3 separate regions of the Homo sapiens genome follow, and regions 1 and 3 are each linked to region 2. Evidence: chromatin loops called from intact Hi-C (ENCODE). Cell type or tissue: Calu3. All regions are shown on one strand. Each heading gives the region's core, and the rest is flanking DNA. Links, peaks and the distances in the headings are about the cores only.

Evidence for each region. Peaks named below come from ENCODE experiments on the same cell type or tissue, not always from the same donor. Only the 100,000 strongest peaks of a DNase experiment are listed, where the experiment ranks them.
Region 1: a loop joins it to region 2, with 2.0 times the contacts of the local background. A loop is called at or near these places in 8 of 110 quality-filtered maps.
Region 3: it touches region 2 in a loop (2.3-fold over the local background); 4 of 110 quality-filtered maps call a loop at or near these places.

Annotation. Positions count from the first base shown.
Region 1 is chr5:107,412,797-107,418,641 of GRCh38, reverse strand. All of the region lies in intron 2 of EFNA5 (ephrin A5), which reads left to right. Among named protein-coding and RNA genes, the nearest start is that of EFNA5, 260 kb to the left of the region's middle. In Calu3, for the core only: no CTCF peak of the experiment used is centred there; a DNase peak (open chromatin) is centred at 2,596.
Region 2 is chr5:107,569,125-107,574,969 of GRCh38, reverse strand. All of the region lies in intron 1 of EFNA5 (ephrin A5), which reads left to right. Among named protein-coding and RNA genes, the nearest start is that of EFNA5, 99 kb to the left of the region's middle. RefSeq lists enhancers at 1-1,155, 2,628-2,922, 2,933-3,082, 3,653-3,932, 3,543-4,254. In Calu3, for the core only: a CTCF peak has its summit at 2,767 (motif pointing right); DNase peaks (open chromatin) are centred at 2,729 and 3,149.
Region 3 is chr5:107,282,904-107,288,748 of GRCh38, reverse strand. No RefSeq gene overlaps it. Among named protein-coding and RNA genes, the nearest start is that of LINC01950, 270 kb to the right of the region's middle. RefSeq lists an enhancer at 2,352-3,551. In Calu3, for the core only: no CTCF peak of the experiment used is centred there; DNase peaks (open chromatin) are centred at 2,843 and 3,418.

The DNA of each region.
Region 1 (5,845 bases), core at 1,463-3,962, 160 kb after region 2:
TCAAAACCAAAATAATTTTTATTTGTACTGCTTTTAAGAATTCAGAATGCTATTATGAGACAGAGGAAGCATGTAGAGTTCTGACCTCCTAAGGGAAAAGGAGGAATTATGTCACCTTTTGCTTCCTTTACCCTACTGAGACTCAATGGTGAAATGGAAACAAATTAAAGGATTGTTCTTTTTATCCTTAAATGTCAAACGTGGTTGCATCTCCTAAAGAAATAATGCAACTGATTAATTGTGTAATTTCACAGGGAAGCAGTAATTCTCAGCCTTATAAACATGTAATGCACTAATTTGGTTTCAGAGTTAACTGAAACAGTTTAATGAGCTGCTGTATCACGTGTGTGTACAGTGTTACATAGAGCAGATGCCAGGAAAAAAGGAAATAACACACCAGTGACACTTGGAATAACAGTGTTTATACTTCATTGACTTTGGGTTGTCAGCATGCTATTCTCTGTGTTTCTCTTAGTAACTTATTAAGGCAACTGAATTTCAGTGTGATGATGTCTGAGTGTCATTTCTTGTAAATTACACAAGCATGCACACACCAAATGCATAGTCAATCTTTGGGAAAAAAATAATACTTTCTAGAATAGACGACCAAAATATTATCCACAAGATACATACACACAGAGTGAAAGGTTACTCTCTGAACCTCGTGCATGCTGGAAGAACAGCATTTGGGCCTTTCATCAGAAGAAATACTATTTCTACAGACTTTCCCACTCATCTATTCTTGCTCTATTTTCACCAAATGGTCATGTAACTCTTGGTTTGAAAGTTGTCATACAGCCTTACAGCAGGCTTATATTATCTACAGAGTTCTTTATGGGGAAATATAAATCACCACAAATGAGACTTTTCACAGCCAGAGATATGTAGAAATTTGTGTCAGTGCTTTGCTGGCTTGCTAAAAAAATATCTCTAGGCTCCGAAGCTCTCACAACTCATCCTTGCTCCCTACCCTTTTGGGAAGCAATTCTCAAAACTTGAGATTTATGGTCCAGAAAGCTGATAGTGGCTATCAAGTTTTCTGTTTTCTCTTTCTTTATTATTAATGCAGAGAACGAGGCATTATCATTCATTATTTTAGTTCATGAGTATCCTTTGGGCTTGAAATATGGTTTCTGGGGATATGGCTTACCTCTGTTTAATAGGGGAAATATGTGGACTTTGGCAACAGGCTTCTTTTCCATCGAATATTTTAAGTCAGATTGTATAAAATCCACATTAGGAACAGAACTTTAATATGTATGCTATGTATGGGTTTGGTTTTAAAGTTTAAAGCTTCACAAAAAAATTAATTCATTCTGAGCCTCAAAAGTAAAATATCATGAATTGGAGAACAGCCAGCCAGGTCTATTATTGTTGGGAATTGGAATGATAATATCTTTTCATTTTACTATTTTTAGAGATATACAATATTTCCAACTAGCTTTATCTACATTAATGTTAGCTAAGTTTTAGTTTTTGGTTAACATTCCCTTTTGCATGTAAACCCATAAAAACAAATAACATGTGCTCTGAATCATTTTTAAGAAGAATGTATATTGTTTTTAACTTGCCCAATTTTTAGTACCTCCAATATCAGGCTTCTAATGTAAATTTGCTTTGTCTGATTTTTTTTTTCACAGACATTTTTAAAAGTTCATTTTCTCCTCCAGTAAATTGTTACAAATTCTGACTAAAATCTGAATTGATTAAGTTTTACTGCATGTTTTGCTTTAACAGTTTCTGTTGGTCCTCAACCTTGATTTCAGACATACTTGCTTCATTTTAGGTGGAATTTTTAATGGGCAAATCTAAGTAAGCAAGGAGAGTAAATTGGAGGCTAAAAATGTGAACAGGCAAATTTTTTACTTTTAGTATATTGCTTAGAGGTCTTACTATATACAGTGGGGGCAGTTCAGTTCAGTCAGTTTTGAAGCAGTATGATGAATACTGCAATGATTTAAATGAAGTTTAGTTTAGCCTTTTGCTAAAGGTTTACTCATGCTTTAACTAATAACTCCTCCGGTAACACTTGTTCTGATGGTTGTAATTAGAGTGATTTAGCATATATTGCATGTACTAAGTGGCAGGCACTGTACCTAGCACTGTATCTGTTTTAAATTGTTGAATCCTCATCTGTGAGGCCGGTACTATCATTATCTATCATATAGATGAGGAAACTGAGGCTCAGAGAGGTTAAGTGACTTGCCTGAGATCATGTAGTTAGTACTGGGGTCAGGATTTGAACCCATGTAGTTTGACCCCAAGCCTAGAGTCTTTATTCAATTATTTCATAATAAATATTTTAAAAGACGTTAAAAGTAGACAGATTTCAAGCATCATTGGCAAGTCGTTATCTAAGTTCTACCTTCACCTTGGAACTTAGGTAGACCCTGTTCTCAAGACAGCTAATGGGAAATGTATAGGGAAATTTCATGTCAACTTATTCCTGAAATTTACATACTAGGAAGTAAATGGGTTTATAGAACAAAGCAGAGTACTATTGAATGGTTTGTGGGGTCAGACATGATGACATAATGAAATGTGTCATTCACCATTCCTGTTTCAATTGTGATGAAGGCATTTAATGATTAGCAAGAGTATTGAAAGTATATGTCTCTTCAGTGCCCTGAGTCATTTTTCAGAGGTTAAATTTCATTAACAGAATCAATAGCACAGTGTAGGCGTTGGTGGATATATTGCAAAGCCTAGTGAACAACTGTCTCAACATTGCAGCTTGTTAACATGATGCTCCATGCCAGGGATTGCCTTACCTTATCTAGCCTTAAGCAGCACAGCAGCTGCAAATTATTGTTTCACTTATTGTAATTAGTTATACTTGCTGTTGCTATTGTTATTTAAAATCCACCAGTGTTTTACAGACTTGCAGTTACTATACATCTTTGCACAAGAAAGATGAGTAGGGCTCCCATAAGGGGAAAGACACTGAGAATTTATAACATTTGAAATCCTTTTGAATGAAGTTAAGGAATTGTAGCAGCCATGTGCAGCACCCAGATTTTACACAGAGGGGATCTTGGCACTGGTTCATGAGGGTGATTACCGGAGTCAGGGAGCCCACCCAGCAGCCCTCCAAAAAACAAGCTTCACACCGCTCACGTGGATTTCTTCTCTTACTGGCCTCGCCTCTCCTGATAAGGAATCAGAACAGCATAAACTCAGGGATCAATGAAAAGGTCTGAATGGAGTGGAGAGTATTTGGAAAATAAAAACTGGATAGATTGGGTCAGATTATGAAGCACCATTAATTCTGTTCTGAAGAGTTTTGAATATATGTAACAGGCAATAGGGAGTAGTAGTATATTCTTAAAGAGTAAACTGATTTGAGGCTTATCATATAAATACATTGAAATCATTTGTTTTATGACTAGGTGCTTGCTGGGTATATATTAATAGCTAGCATGTAGTAAGCACTTATCCATTCCATATGTATATATATATATATAATCTCATCCATACTTTATCACAGGTACGTGTTAGGCACTGTTATTGTTCCGATTTTACAAATGAGAAAAACTGAAATGCAAACAGGTCAAATCATTTGTTTAGAATCACACTGTTCATGTACAGTTGAGTCCAGATTTGAGCAAAGGCATTCTGACTTCAAAGTTCATGCCCTTAGCTCTTATCCATGTGTGAAAAGCAGTGTTCAAAAGCTTATTCTATAAATAGTACTGGTACTTATGCAGAAATGATTCTAATCTCAGAGATATTAATATCCTTTACTTGAGTTTCTCTTTTTTTTTAATTGCCTTTAGTTCCTTTGCAATAGGTATAGAGATTTTTGCATGAGTTTTTATGATATTTATATTAAGTGGAATTGCTAAATCAATAACATTTGCTAGATTATTAGTTTAATCAAATAACAGAATTTCTGACCTTTAGCTACAATGTGTTAGTTTATTATTAAAGTATATTTTAGATTTATTGTGGCAATTTTGTGAAATATTTGTATTCCAAATGCTATAAAACCCCTTTATTAAACTCTACTTGAGGCTGTTGGTACTTGTGCATCATTATATTTGTAGAAAATCTACAGTGGCTATAGAAGGACACACTTCAGTATTACATATTATTTTCTCATTAGTCAAGCAGTTCATCAGTGCTTACTGAGCTATGTTTACCTAGAGGGCCAATGTAGGGGACAGTGTGGAGAAAGTATTCAATATGATTTTTGTCCTCTAGGAGCTCACAATCCAGTGTGGGAAAAATATATTCATGAAAATAACAGCAAAAAGAGAAATAAAGTGAATTATAAGATTAGCACTTTCCATAAAAGAGAGAGAGACGACTATTTCAGGAGGAAGAGATCAGTTAAAGATGTAGTAACATATTGATTTGAGGGACAAGGTGGAATTTAAGTCTCAGGGCTTAAGACGCTATCCCAAATTTCGTGATCTGTCTGGAGATGATAGGTAAAAAGTCAAATTCTTGGAACCCACTTCCATAAAGTTTGATTCGTTCAACTTTATGAGGTTGCAATGTAGGAATCTATTTTTAATAAGCCCTCCAGCTGTTTTTCCTGCAAGTTGTACCACACTTCGAGAACATTGGCTTAAAGTAGGAATGGATGGGTCTGAATTCAAGACTTGAAAGAAGTGGGTACTAGAGGATTTGATTAAATGGAAGGGTCATGTCAACAGTACCATCAGTCTTGAGAAATGGCAGTCTTTGTGATGTGAATGTTGGTATAATCCAGGGAGCTCTGGTTAGGGAGAGACTAAGTCTAAGATAAAGACTAAAATAGACTAAGATTCTGGGAGTCATCTAATTCACAATGGTCATAATAAATCCTTCCTTCTGCCTGACCAAGTAAATTGTCTCATTGCTTTACCTGTAAATTAGACATAATTTGACCTTGCTGATGCAAACAAAAACCATAGAACCCTTTAGGGTTTTTGCATTTCTTGTACAATTGAACAAAATTTTTTATCATAAAATAAATTTCTTTTTCAAAGTGGCAAGCTGTGTTAGGATAAGAATCAGAAAGCCACATAAAAATAGAAAACAGGCAAGATATCAAGTGATAAGAAATATTCATTTTGGACCAACAGTTTCGAAGGAAAATGTGTACCTGGAGAGAAAGAAATGAATAATGAATAGTTCCTGTAATATTCTATTTATATGACATGAGGTTTTTGGAAGGAACACTGAAGAAGTCAGTGCCCATTGTCTGTGCCTTTTGTGCTTGTCAGTTTGTTTTGCTCTCCCTGATGTCAGTTAGAGTCTGATGAAAATGGAGTCAATTTAAATGGAGCAATGATTTGGTTATGATTAAAGGTCAACAGTGATCTGTACTTAATCACTATTTACCACTTCTGTATTGGGTTAGACAACAGTCATTTTTTTAACCATATAATATGCCCTGATTCTTAGAAAATAAGTCTATTATTTCATAGGTTCCTTTTAAAAGTATTATTAAGTTTTGAAAGATAGATGAGATGAGAATGAGGAGGCCTGGGTTTTGGCTTCACCATTCATTAGGTTTGGAGAGTTGGGCAGGAGACTTCAACCCATGCTTCAAGTTTTCCATGTGTAAATGAGTTGAAGTGCTAGTTTAATAAGTGGTTTTCTTAATATTGATATTTGAAAGGCAATTAGTTACTTTCCTAGTTTCTGTCAAAATTAATGGTAGCTTCCATGACAAATTTTTATGGGTACTTTTAATTATACATTTGCATGTGTCAAAAATAGTTTCTATCATCAACTAGTTTGAAATACACTGGTGGTCAGAAATAGCTCACTGTCATTTACTCACAAGGGCATTTTTCTTACCATCTTTGCAGAATCAAATATGGCCAAATATATTAATTGAGTTCAAAAAGTA
Region 2 (5,845 bases), core at 1,270-3,769:
CTTCAGCATCTTCACTGATGATGGGCATAAATCAAATTGAGAACAGTGGTATGTAGTGAATTTAGTGCAACTGCATTTTTTAATATGTAAGTAGGCTTAGGTTTTTATCTCCCTTATCTTAAGCCCCGTCAAGATCAAACTCAAGCAAGCATTCACATCCACAATTGAATCTCACCAGCCTTTTTCTTTAAGTTAACATTAGTTCAAACTCTCCCCACTGCTTCTGTCAATAGATCTTTTAAAGACAGGCATTAGAGTTAAGTTTGCCTTAGTCTTTTTCCCCCCTTCCATATAGCTTCAAGCCCAGGGGCTTCTTTTAATAGCATTAGTTAAGGCCCAGAATTGTGTAGACATTTGTGAAGGAAACTTGAAGTTTGGAACAGAATTGGCCTTTATAGTTTTTCCATGGGGGGAAAAAAATCTTCTTATGAGAATAAAGGCTGCCTACTAATCTGCTACCATCTGGAGAATGGAGAAGCCAGAGGTTGTTGGCACCAGGTCACATCCCTTATGTAAACTGTCAAATTCTTTTCATATTAATGGCATATTGAGTTTAATCTGAGGGGGTTTGGTATCAGTCAGAGCTTATTGAATGATTTTTTTTTTGCAAGGGAGGGCTCCTAGTATTGTTACAATATGAGAGAAAGACACTGAGTACTCCCGAAAATCAACCATTTGATTCATAAAAGTCTTCCTTGTACTCCCACTTTCCACCATTTAGTGATGTTTGAAGCCATGAGTAAAAATCCTCTGAGTTCTTCCAAATAACTCTTTTCCATCTGACTTTATTGAAGAAAGTATGAATACGTCTTAAATTCAATAAGAAAACCAATTGATAGTTATCATACTTATCCCCATACTTGAAATAAAATAGTAGTGAGCCTAAGATTCTGTTTTTCTTACAGATTATTTTGCACATATGTGCATGTGAGTATAAATATAGATGTGCATTTTGGTGCTTTAGGGTGTAATAGAACAGCTAAAATCACCCCAAGTCTTATGAGGCTCCTGCTAGCCAAGTGGTAAAGAATAAAAATCCTTACTTTTTGGTTATGAAACCTTTAGCCTCTTGTGGACACAGGGCCAAACAGATTGCAAATGTCTTGACAGCTCTATTCACAGCAGAAGCTTATTCCCAAAACTGGTGCAGATTGATTTTGTTCGTTCTAAAACTGTTCCGTTCTCCCCCTCTTATAAATAAAAATAGACCCACACACTCATTCCCAGACCTTTTGATAGGTAAGGGTTGAACTCTCTAAACCATAGCATGGAAACCCACGTAATCATGTTATTCCCTGGGATAGACATCCATAGTGCAAGCTAAAAGAAGTGGTGAATAAAAGCCGCTGTTGTATTCTGTACTATCCACATAGGATATTTTGGCAAAACAGGTCTAACACTGAATAAATATTTCTTGAACAAATAAATAAAAGAATGACTACAAACTCTCATTTTACCTGGACAGTCTTCTGCTTGCATAAGGAGCATGAAGAAACAAAACCTAAAAATTACGGCCAACAGGATTAAGTAAAGAAGCACTGAGATATCTAGCTTTGGAAAATTCTTTTAAATTCTGAAATGAGAGCATTTGTCCTTGGGGCCTATATTCCACTGGCACTTCTTACCCCCTGGTTTCATATGTAAACCAGAAAATGAAAACCAGACCCACTGACCCAAAGGAGATGAAGCATGTTTCTTTTGCCCATTATATTTCTCTGCTCACGCCTAGATGCCTTGCCTTCTCTGTCCTCTGTGTTTGAAGTTGAGAGCTGGGAACAGACATGAGATTGAGGTCCCAGGGAGAAGCCAAGTTCAGCCTGAGCTGGTGAACTCACTGAGACTAAGGGCAGATAATGTGAACTAAAGATACTCACTTATGACATTTGTGCCAGTAAGGGAAAGACCCACTGCGCCTTTACAAACAGGTTTCTTTTTGGTTGTCTTAACGGATGGCGCCTAGCTGAACGTCTTGGCAGTTTTCCTTAAGTAAGCGTCTCCAATTGATGATGATGGGAATGAGCTTAACACACAAGCCAGTATTACATAGGATTTTCTGCCAAAGACATTGAATGCACCAATTCTGAAGGGAATCATCATAAGGGACAGCGGGCTGATCTTACAAAACATCAGCATGCTTATGCAAGACCCCAACAGCAACAAAAATGACAAAGAATTAGGTGAAAAGGAAGGCAAAAGCTTGGGAAGAAACATGAAAATGTCCGTGTGAAGACATGTGTAAAAAAACAATGGAAGTGCAAAACTGATTTTAGTATTATATTTTGTTGGCAATAAATTCCATCCCGTTGTTTGAATGCATTTTGATCCTACGCTGCAGTGTCCATGTGCTAATAATTTAAATAATTACTGTTAACGTTATAGTAAACTCTAACTTCTAAAAGGGCAGTTAGTCCAGATTTTCTCCAGTAGTCAAGCACTGTATCTGTGAATGACTTAAGAATCTTTTCATGGCAGGTTCCCTTTGGCGGCCCCCTCCTCCCTAGCTTTCTAAACTTCTCACTTGCAAAGCAGCAAGCAGGTTTGTATTCATTCTTTTCAGCTTGCTTGGATTTTATCTGACTGCAGAGAACCGTGACTGGACAAAGATTGTGGTTTGGGGCGGTGACTGCTGTGACGGCACCCTTTGCTCCCATTGTGTGCTTTACAAGGGACTCGCTCTGCCAGAGCTCCTTTCTCCTTCCCCCGGTCTAAACCAGAGAGCTCCGAGGGCTGTCTGGCGCAGGACCAAGAGGCGGAGTTCAGCACCGCGGCCAGCAGGGGGCGTACTTGCCAGATAAGAACAGGTTTCTCGGTGCCAGAGTAACTCACATCACGCACGTTCTCTGCCGGGCTGTCCTTTTTAGTCAATTTGGCTCAAGATTAGACTCCAGAAGCATTTTATTTTGCCCTCTAAGGTCCCGGCCCACACCTGTATGACTGTCTGTCCACGCTGCTGTTTGCAGTTTCTTTTTGTTGTTAACAGTAGGCTCTGCTTTGCCATCCCTGCCGTCTGGTCACCTTTTACTTAGAAATTGGAGAGTGGTTTTCTTTCCCTCTCCCTGTATCACAGGTCAAGTTGAAGGGTACGGTCACCTGCAGGGAACAGGACCAAGTGTGTTCATTGAGCATTTTGCTGTTTTACATGACCTCGCCATAAAGGAGTGTCTCTACGAGAAAGGAAAAACCTGTTTCATAACGCAGTGCAGAGCTTTGTTTTCTCTCGTCAGGGTGACAGCCCTTTGGTTCCTGCCAGTGGGTATGCGACAGGAAGGTGGGGAAACTGGATCATGAAAATTCCACGGCTGGCAATTGCTCATTCTTTAGCCTTCTAGCCAGAGGATAGTGTCTGGTTCCCAGGGTGGCTCAGTACAGTATTTAATTCAGAGAGCCCAAACCTATGCCATTAGCATTTTATTCTTTAAAAAAAAAAAAAGAGGATGACCCTTGGTAATTTATAAGCAGCTTCAGCATAGTCTGGCACGAGGGGGTGATTGAGGAAGCGTTTTGTTTTTTGAAACTTGGATTCAGTGAACTTGTTGACTGGACTTTGCTGGGTAATGTTTTTCCCCGACAGCGAGCCATCTGCACAGGAAAAGTTCACAGTGCAACCCCGGGGCTTGTTACCACAATGTGGTGCTTTATGACTGGGAGCCTTTTCTTGAACGCCTGAGCCACTAGGTTCCTGTGCTCTCTGCCCCAGGTTGGATTACAAGTTGCCCCAGTGCTGGAGCAATTCCCACTCTGGCTGGGGCGGACACGGGAGCAGAAACCCCACAGCAGGTGCTGATGCTTCGGATATCTTTTTCTGTAGGCCCCTAAGCCCTCTTCCCCCACTCGCTCACAGTTCCCAACCCTTGCCGCCCTGGGCCCCATTCTTGGATTAGTTCTCAGGCAGCTGAAAATACTGATGTGCTACTTCCTGTTGAGAGAGAGAGAGAAGAGAGAGTGCACCCGTGCAACTGCAACAGGTACCCCCCAGGGAGGAATGTGAAATCACTGAGCTCAAATCTTAGATGGCTTTCAGAAGTCTGTGTAGAGTGAGTTTACTTTCGTTTGTTTTTAGCAGAAGCCCATTATTTAATGGCAGCAGGTTTGTTTTCAAGTCCCTTGGAAGTAACTTGGTGGTATTTCAGGTATATACGGATATAGAATCCAAACTCTGGTATTTATTGGTTCTTACTTTGCTCACATCAATTGGTCTGTTTAAGCCAGTCATGTGCACAATAGGGTTCCAACATTAATTTTTTTTCAGAAACTGAGATTTACTTGCTGTCCTCTTTTTCTACTATTAGAATCATTAATACCTGCCCGCCCCCACCCCCACACACACACTTTTTCATTTTAAAAGTCATCTCTAGGAGCTGTCTTTCCCAGAGCCTCATTGTTCATGAATTATATTGTGAATCCATTTGGACACCGACCAGGAAGTTGCTATAATTGCTCACATGCAAGTAAAAGCTTTCTCTGTGTATTAATTAGTTGATACAAGGGATTAAGATGATTACATGAAAGGCATTGCTACTTCCCTCTGAATAGTTAGACCAAGGTGGGTGCCAAGGCATCATTTGATCCCATTTGCTCAGCATGTTCCCTTGATAAAGGCACAGAATTTGAACAGTGAGGTTTCCGGAGGCAGCAGAACGTGGGAATCATTTGGATTCACTGTGTCTGTTGATGTGAAATGTGGGATATTAATCAAGGCTAATTACATGCAATGGGTTTGGAACCAACTGAAGGCCAGTTCAGGGCATGGTTCTCTATGTAATTACGGACTTTAAGGTACCAGGGTAATTACTGGAAATTAGAGGCCCTTCCTTTATGGGTCTTGCCTCTCAAAATGTGAAAACAGTTTCTTTCACCATTAGGAGGTAGGTCTCTCCTCAGAGTTTGGTGTTAAACAGATACAGCCAGCTTTTAAGTAGGTCTTGGTCATGCTATGTCAGCTTTCTAGAGTTAGGGCAGTAATCCAGATAATTCTGGCCTACTTTTTTTTCCCTGTCAGTGATCTTCTGATATTTTAATTCAAAATAAAAAGTGGTGTACACTTGCTTAGGAAGTGGAATTTTAATAGTTCACTGTCCTTTTGTAGAAGATCATTTCCTCTTGTGTTGTTTGTTTGCTTTTTTTTTTTTTTTTTTGGTCTCCCAGGCTGGAGTGGCATGGTGCAATCTTGGCTAACTGCAGCCTCCCCCTCCCAGGTTCAAGTGATTCTCCTGCCTCAGCCTCCCAAGTAGCTGGGATTACAGGCACATGCCACCATGCCTGGCTAATTTTTTTGTATTTTTAGTAGAGATGGGGTTTTACCATGTTGGCCAGGCTGGTCATGAACTCCTGACCTAGGTGATCCTTCCACCTCAGCCTCCCAAAGAGCTGGGAATATATATATATATATATATATATATATATATATATAAATATATATATACACACATATATATATAAATATATATACACACATATATAAATATATATACACATATATATAAATATATATACACATATATATAAATATATATACACACACATATATAAATATATATATACACACATATACATAAATATATATATATATACACACATATACATAAAAATATATATATATATACACGTATATATATTTTAAGGGTAGTCTGCAGTCCTTTCTATTAATACATTTAATATCTTTTTACTTGGAAATTTGAGTTGCTTCACAATGTATGAGTGTTTGGAGATGCTACTTTTTTTGAGGAAGCCCCTTCCTAGAGGGCTGGGAAAGCCACCATTGTGAGACTCTTGTGGGAAGGTGAACATTCACCCCCAATACAGAAAGCCCCAAAACCCAGATTCTTGTTTCCTGGATCTCTGGTAG
Region 3 (5,845 bases), core at 2,278-4,777, 290 kb after region 2:
AAATTAGGTGAAACCTTTAACCTTAAATTGTATTCTAAGTACAATGAAAGGATTTGAAAACAGTGGAGTGGCATGAGGTTTGCTTTTTAAAAGTCACTCTGCCTCTGATTAGAGAATTGGTAAGAGGAGGTAGAAATAAATGTGGGGCATTTTTAGTATTCTAGGCAAGAGAAGAGAAAAAGAGAAGAGAAGAGAAGAGAAGAGTATAGCATAGAAGAGGGTGGTAGAAGAGGATGGAGAGAAACAGATGGTCCTTCCATGTTTGTCTCTGATGCTTTTTCTTGTGAACCAACCCTATCAGCCACACAGGAAGGGATCTTGACTCTTCCTGCACTAGGTTTTTGTTTCAGCTTCACATTTGGCACATTGTTTACTTCGTCTTGCTTATTCAATATTTTATCTCCTCCACTGGATTTGAAACCTCTTATAGCAGCTACAATGCCTTGCCTACCTTTTTATTTTCTAAAAAACCTGGCTTTACATATAATGGGTGCATAGTCAGTGTTCTGGTTGGGTCTATGCTTTTCTTTATGGGCAACTTTATTGGTCGATGTGATACCCCCATCCAGAGGCAGAGCTGAGGGATTTGCTGGCAGGCCTGAGAGGTCTTTAGCCTAAACGTTAGGTTATATTAGGTGGAATTTGCTCTGCTATCCCCGAGGAAACAAAGGAAGGAGAAGGGTTGTGGTGGGAGGAAGGGGAAGAAAGATAATTTCTCCTTTGAAGGTCTTAGTTCGGAGTCACAGTCTTCCCTGCTTCGTATTCTCCTGCTGCAGCACTGCCGACAGAATTCTCACACACACACAGTTGCCTAGTTATTTCAAGTGTGATAGTAGGAGAAACTTCTGGAGTGTCAGGATCATCGACTGAGGCAGATGAAGCCTCACCTGGTGCTGACTGTAGGTTTCGTTGCTCTGAGGTGGTCACTGCTTACTCTTCTGAGCCCTTCCTAACCTTTCAGCAATCTGTTCACGTGGTTCCTATTCTCTCCTCAGAGGCTGAGGTACTTTCTTCAGCTACTTTGTAGCCATTGGCAGAGCACGGTCCTTTCCTGTTTGGATCCCAGATCGACCCCTTTTTGGTGTCTGGTTGAAACTCTTGTCTGAGCTGCCAATTTCTTCAGAAATTAGGAGTTTTGTTCCGGGTTCTCTTTCCATAAATTCTATTTCCTCTAGGTTTCTTTCCTTTTGTGCTCCAAGAGACTTTTAATAGTCATTCTTCAAATTTGGGGACTTCGGAACAGTTCATGACAGGTATTTTCTTTCCCTCATCTGCTTTGTTAAAGAAAAAATAATAGGAGAAGAAACTTTAGCTTTCCTCAGTGCCGTTCCTTTTTCCTCAGAGCCTACTTTGAACTCCTTCTACTACAGTCCCTTTATAGGGCTTGTAATAGACGATAATGTGCTAAAAGCAATCTCTGTTAGACTCTGGGAAGTCTCATTGTCTTCAGTTAGACTCTTTAAGATTCTTAAAACCCCCCAGGCACATTTAAACTTAAAAAGCTAGACCTTGGTCTGGGATCACCCTTCATTCATACTTATTTTCTGGTGAGAGTGGTATTTTTCTCTGGCTGATATTTTTCAATCTAGAATTACAAAATACTTGTGGCTGAAGGTCACTTTAGAGACCATCTCAATTCTTATCCATATTCTTATTCTGTTGTTAAGAAACCTAAAGGCCTGGTGAATCAAGTAGTTTGTCCTAAGTCATTTAGTTATTTAGTATTAATGACTAGAATCTTTGTCTTCAAAGGCCTAGCTTTCCATTCTTTGTAATTCTCTACTTTAATTTTCTACCGAAACTCATACAGCAGGACAAAGACATTGTGTTCTCACAGGGCATTGCATCATTCATTCCATCAATCATTTAACAAATATTTATTGAACGCCTATATAAGCAAGGAGCTGTGCTGGTGCATAACGAGTATGCATAAACAGCTTGATTTAAATACAAGCCAAATACAATTAATTTCTGTTAACCATTTATAATTGTAAATTCTTTTCCTAGGAACTGAAAAAATACAACCAAAATATTTTATGCTTCTATCATGTACAGACAGTTATTTTAGAAAGAACAGGGAGAATGCCATGTACTAATTATGCTGAGTTATGGATTTCTTGAGTTTTATAGAAATGTTTTGGTATGAAAAGAGATGGGGTAAGCAAGCTTAAGTTTTCGTAAAATAAACATTGGAAATTAAGACCATCTTCAGAATAGCTACGTGGTGGATAAAAAGTTTAGAAAATGTAATGTAGAGGCCGGGAGTGGTGGCTCACGCCTGTAATCCCAGTACTGTGGGAGCCTGAGGAGGGCAGATCTCTTGAGATCAGGAGTTTGAGACCACCCTGGCCAACATGGTGAAACCCTGTCTTTACTAAAAATACAAAAATTAGCCAGGCATGGTGGCAGGTGCCTGTAATCTCAGCTACTGGGGAGGCTGAGGCAGGAGAATCCCTTGAACCCAGCAGGCAGAGGTTGCAGTGAGCCTAGAAGGCACCACTGCACTCCAGCCTGGGCAACAGAGTGAGACTCTGTCTCAAAAAAAAAAAAAAAAAAGGATGTAATGTAGAATGAAATTGTTGTCTCTGAAAACTGTCATCAAGTTGTTTGTTTTACAGGTGGCTTATTATTACATCTTGAAAGGACTGGATATCTGAGCACTGTCTGACATTACTTTTGACTTCACTGGAGGTAACCTAGAAGGAGAGAGATGTCTCAGCAGTTTCTTTATCAATCGCCACCTTTGGATTTAGCCTTCTGTGGTCATTTTGAATAGCAAGCATCTGAGACAGCAAAGGTGGGCGCAACTGCCAAAACCACAACCCACGGTCAAAAGGATCGTCATCCATTTGGGGGTAAGAGGCATGATATGACGTTCAAAGAGTGCCATGTCAGGAGTCAGAGGGCCTGGTTCTGTGCCTAGTGCCAGCTTTTCTTCCCTCGTATGACCTCCTGGCAGGCCACCTAATCCTATGGATAATTTTTCCTCACCTTTAAAATAGTGATAAAAGCTCCTGCCTTACCTATGGCATGACATTATTTTGAGGATCAAATGGGATTGCTAATGCAAAGCTGCTTTCAGAACTCAAAGACCTCTGGGAATATAAGGCAGTTTTTGTTTTTAAAAAAACCTAGAAAATTGACCAGTAACAGAAGTATTTACCTTGCAGAAATTAGTGTTTCCTTCTTTGGTGGGTGTTGGGAGTCTGTGTGCATATTTTACTCTGTGGAAAGCACTTCTGTTCCCCTTGCTTTGAAACTGGCAGGAGATAGGCTCAGTGCTGGTGGGAAGTAGCTAGCCTCTCTTATCCCTTCAAAGAAGCAAGAACAGGACTGAATTTTATTAGAGAGGCTCACTGTGATGGACATGATGAGGCAGCAGCCACTGGATCACTCCCAGTGATCTCTCATTCCCGCAGAGTCATGGGAACACTTCACAGACAACCGATGTGAGGTTCTGAGTCATGTTTGCAATGTTTCCAGGTGATGGCTGATACCAAATGTTTCTTTTTCTTTTGTGCCAGGGCTGTAGGTTCTGTTGTGTCATGATAGAAAGGAGTAAAAGAAAAAATCCTTTTGCAATGCTTGATTGTAGAGAAGATTTTATTTTACATTCCATTATTTCGTGCAATAAGCTCTCATTGAGTGGGCACCATCAAAGGCATTAGTGATACAGGCCTAAGTGTTTGGGAAGACTGTGCCATGGAGTAATTACATCACATTGTGGTGGTAAAGCTCTGGGTTGAAGCAGTTAAAGCTGGAATACTTCCTTCATATCTGTGCTCTACTTATCTGGCAGCCTCAGAAGGTATGTGTTCTAGAAAGTGCAACAGTAAGATGGCAGAGATTATGTTAGTTTGACTTCTGTGGAACACATTTTCATTCCTTCTTTACCCTGCCTTTCATCAGCATTCAGCATTGTGAAAGTAACAGAAGTGAGAAACAAATTTGGGTTTGTCTGAGGCAGAAGCTAGCAGTTATTTATGTTAATATATTTATTTAATGACTGTTTAATTAATAAGCAAGATCTTTGCCTTCAATTAACATAAATTCTAGCTAAGGGCATAATGGTCACACAATGTAGAAATTCCTAACATGTTGGGTGTGGATTTATGGTATGGGAGTTTTATTGTAAAGGGCCTACAATAATACATCAAGCCTAATCCAAACAAAGGATATGCTATTAGTTTTAATGCATATAGGATCTGCTGTGATTACTAAAATACAAATCTAATTAAAGTTACTAAATTCATTGTGTCTCTTTACCATTTCACATTTTACTTTGACTGTGTAATTATTTTATTACATATTTTTCCACACTAGAGTATAGGTTCTATGAATCTGTTTTTATTCCATTAAGCCCCTGGGTACTAGAAGAAGGTTTGTTAAATGCTGATTAAGTATGTATTCTCAACCAACAGATTGAGAGATTACAAATATAATGTGCTATCCCTTGAAATTTTATAAATTTAAAAAGGATTTAACTTTTATAAAATTAGAAGTTAAAACCTTTGGGTTGAGGTTGAGCCTCTCTGAGTGTAGGTCAATGCAGCAAAGATAAGTAAGATATAGAAAAAAAAGCAAATTAAAAGGAGCAGGGCACAAAGACTTAAATGTGATAGGTTAGAGATCATTAGCTATGGAATGCCACCTCTGCCTTCATCTCCCATTGTTTTGCTTCATGCTCTTTCATTTCCAAGAATTTTGACATATCTTGCCTCATACGAACTATACAATAACCCACGAGGTGAGAAGCGGTGCAGAATGGCTATTGCCTGGTTCTTTTATCTTAAGACTTTCCAAAGCTGCTAATGTCTTGACTGATAGAGATAGAAGGGACTGAAGAGATGATCTTGTCCTGCAAGCCTTATTTCCTCTAAGGAAACAGAATTTCCCAAATGCTAAGGTTCTTGTCCAAGGTTATACAACGAGATTGTGAAAGAGGCACGACCAGAACCCCCAAATCTAGTCTGACTCAAGCTGTTTCTTTTCTTTGTCTCTCTCTCTCTCTCTCTCTCTCTCTGTGTGTGTGTGTGTGTGTGTGTGTGTGTGTGTGTGTGTGTGTGATGGAGTTTCGCTTTTGTCACCCAGGCTGGAATGCAATGGCACAATCTTGGCTCACTGCAACCTCCGCCTCCTGAGTTCAAGTGATTCTCCTGCATCAGCCTCCTGAGTAGCTGGGATTACAGGCACGAGCTACCATGCCTGGCTAATTTTTGTATTTTTAGTAGAGACAGGGTTTCACCATGTTGACCAGGCTGGTCTCAAATTCCTGACCTTAGGTGATCTGCCAACCTCATCCTCCCAATGTGCTGGGATTACAGGTGTGACCCACCATGCCCAGCCAAACTGTTTCCACTACACTTTATTAACTCGTTGTTGGGATCAAGTTCAACATCATTCAAATATTTGATCTGAGAGTAGAAAGTGCTGTAACTAATGAATTAAGGAAGTATGAATTTGAATTTATAGTTCATGCCACTGATCTTTTCTTTTCATCCAATCTTTGAAAATATATGCTCCTCCAAACTAGCAACAGCTTAAGAGTCCACCAAAAATACAATTTTGTAAACTTCTTGTTAGTGTTCACCTAATTCTACTGAAGATGATAATCTTTAAGTCAGCATGTATTTATTCTGTGAAGTCATTACAAATGTACTACTTACCTTAATACGAGTGAGTAAATATGTTCTTTCTTCATCATTTACGCGTTCTTTCTGTACAATAACTCCCTTCTCAAGCCAATATCAATGCTAATTCTGCATTAAGAAAGATAAAGACATAAAACACTGTGTTGCAATAAATATCTGGCAAGCCACAGAGACACTATTTTAAAGAAAATTGT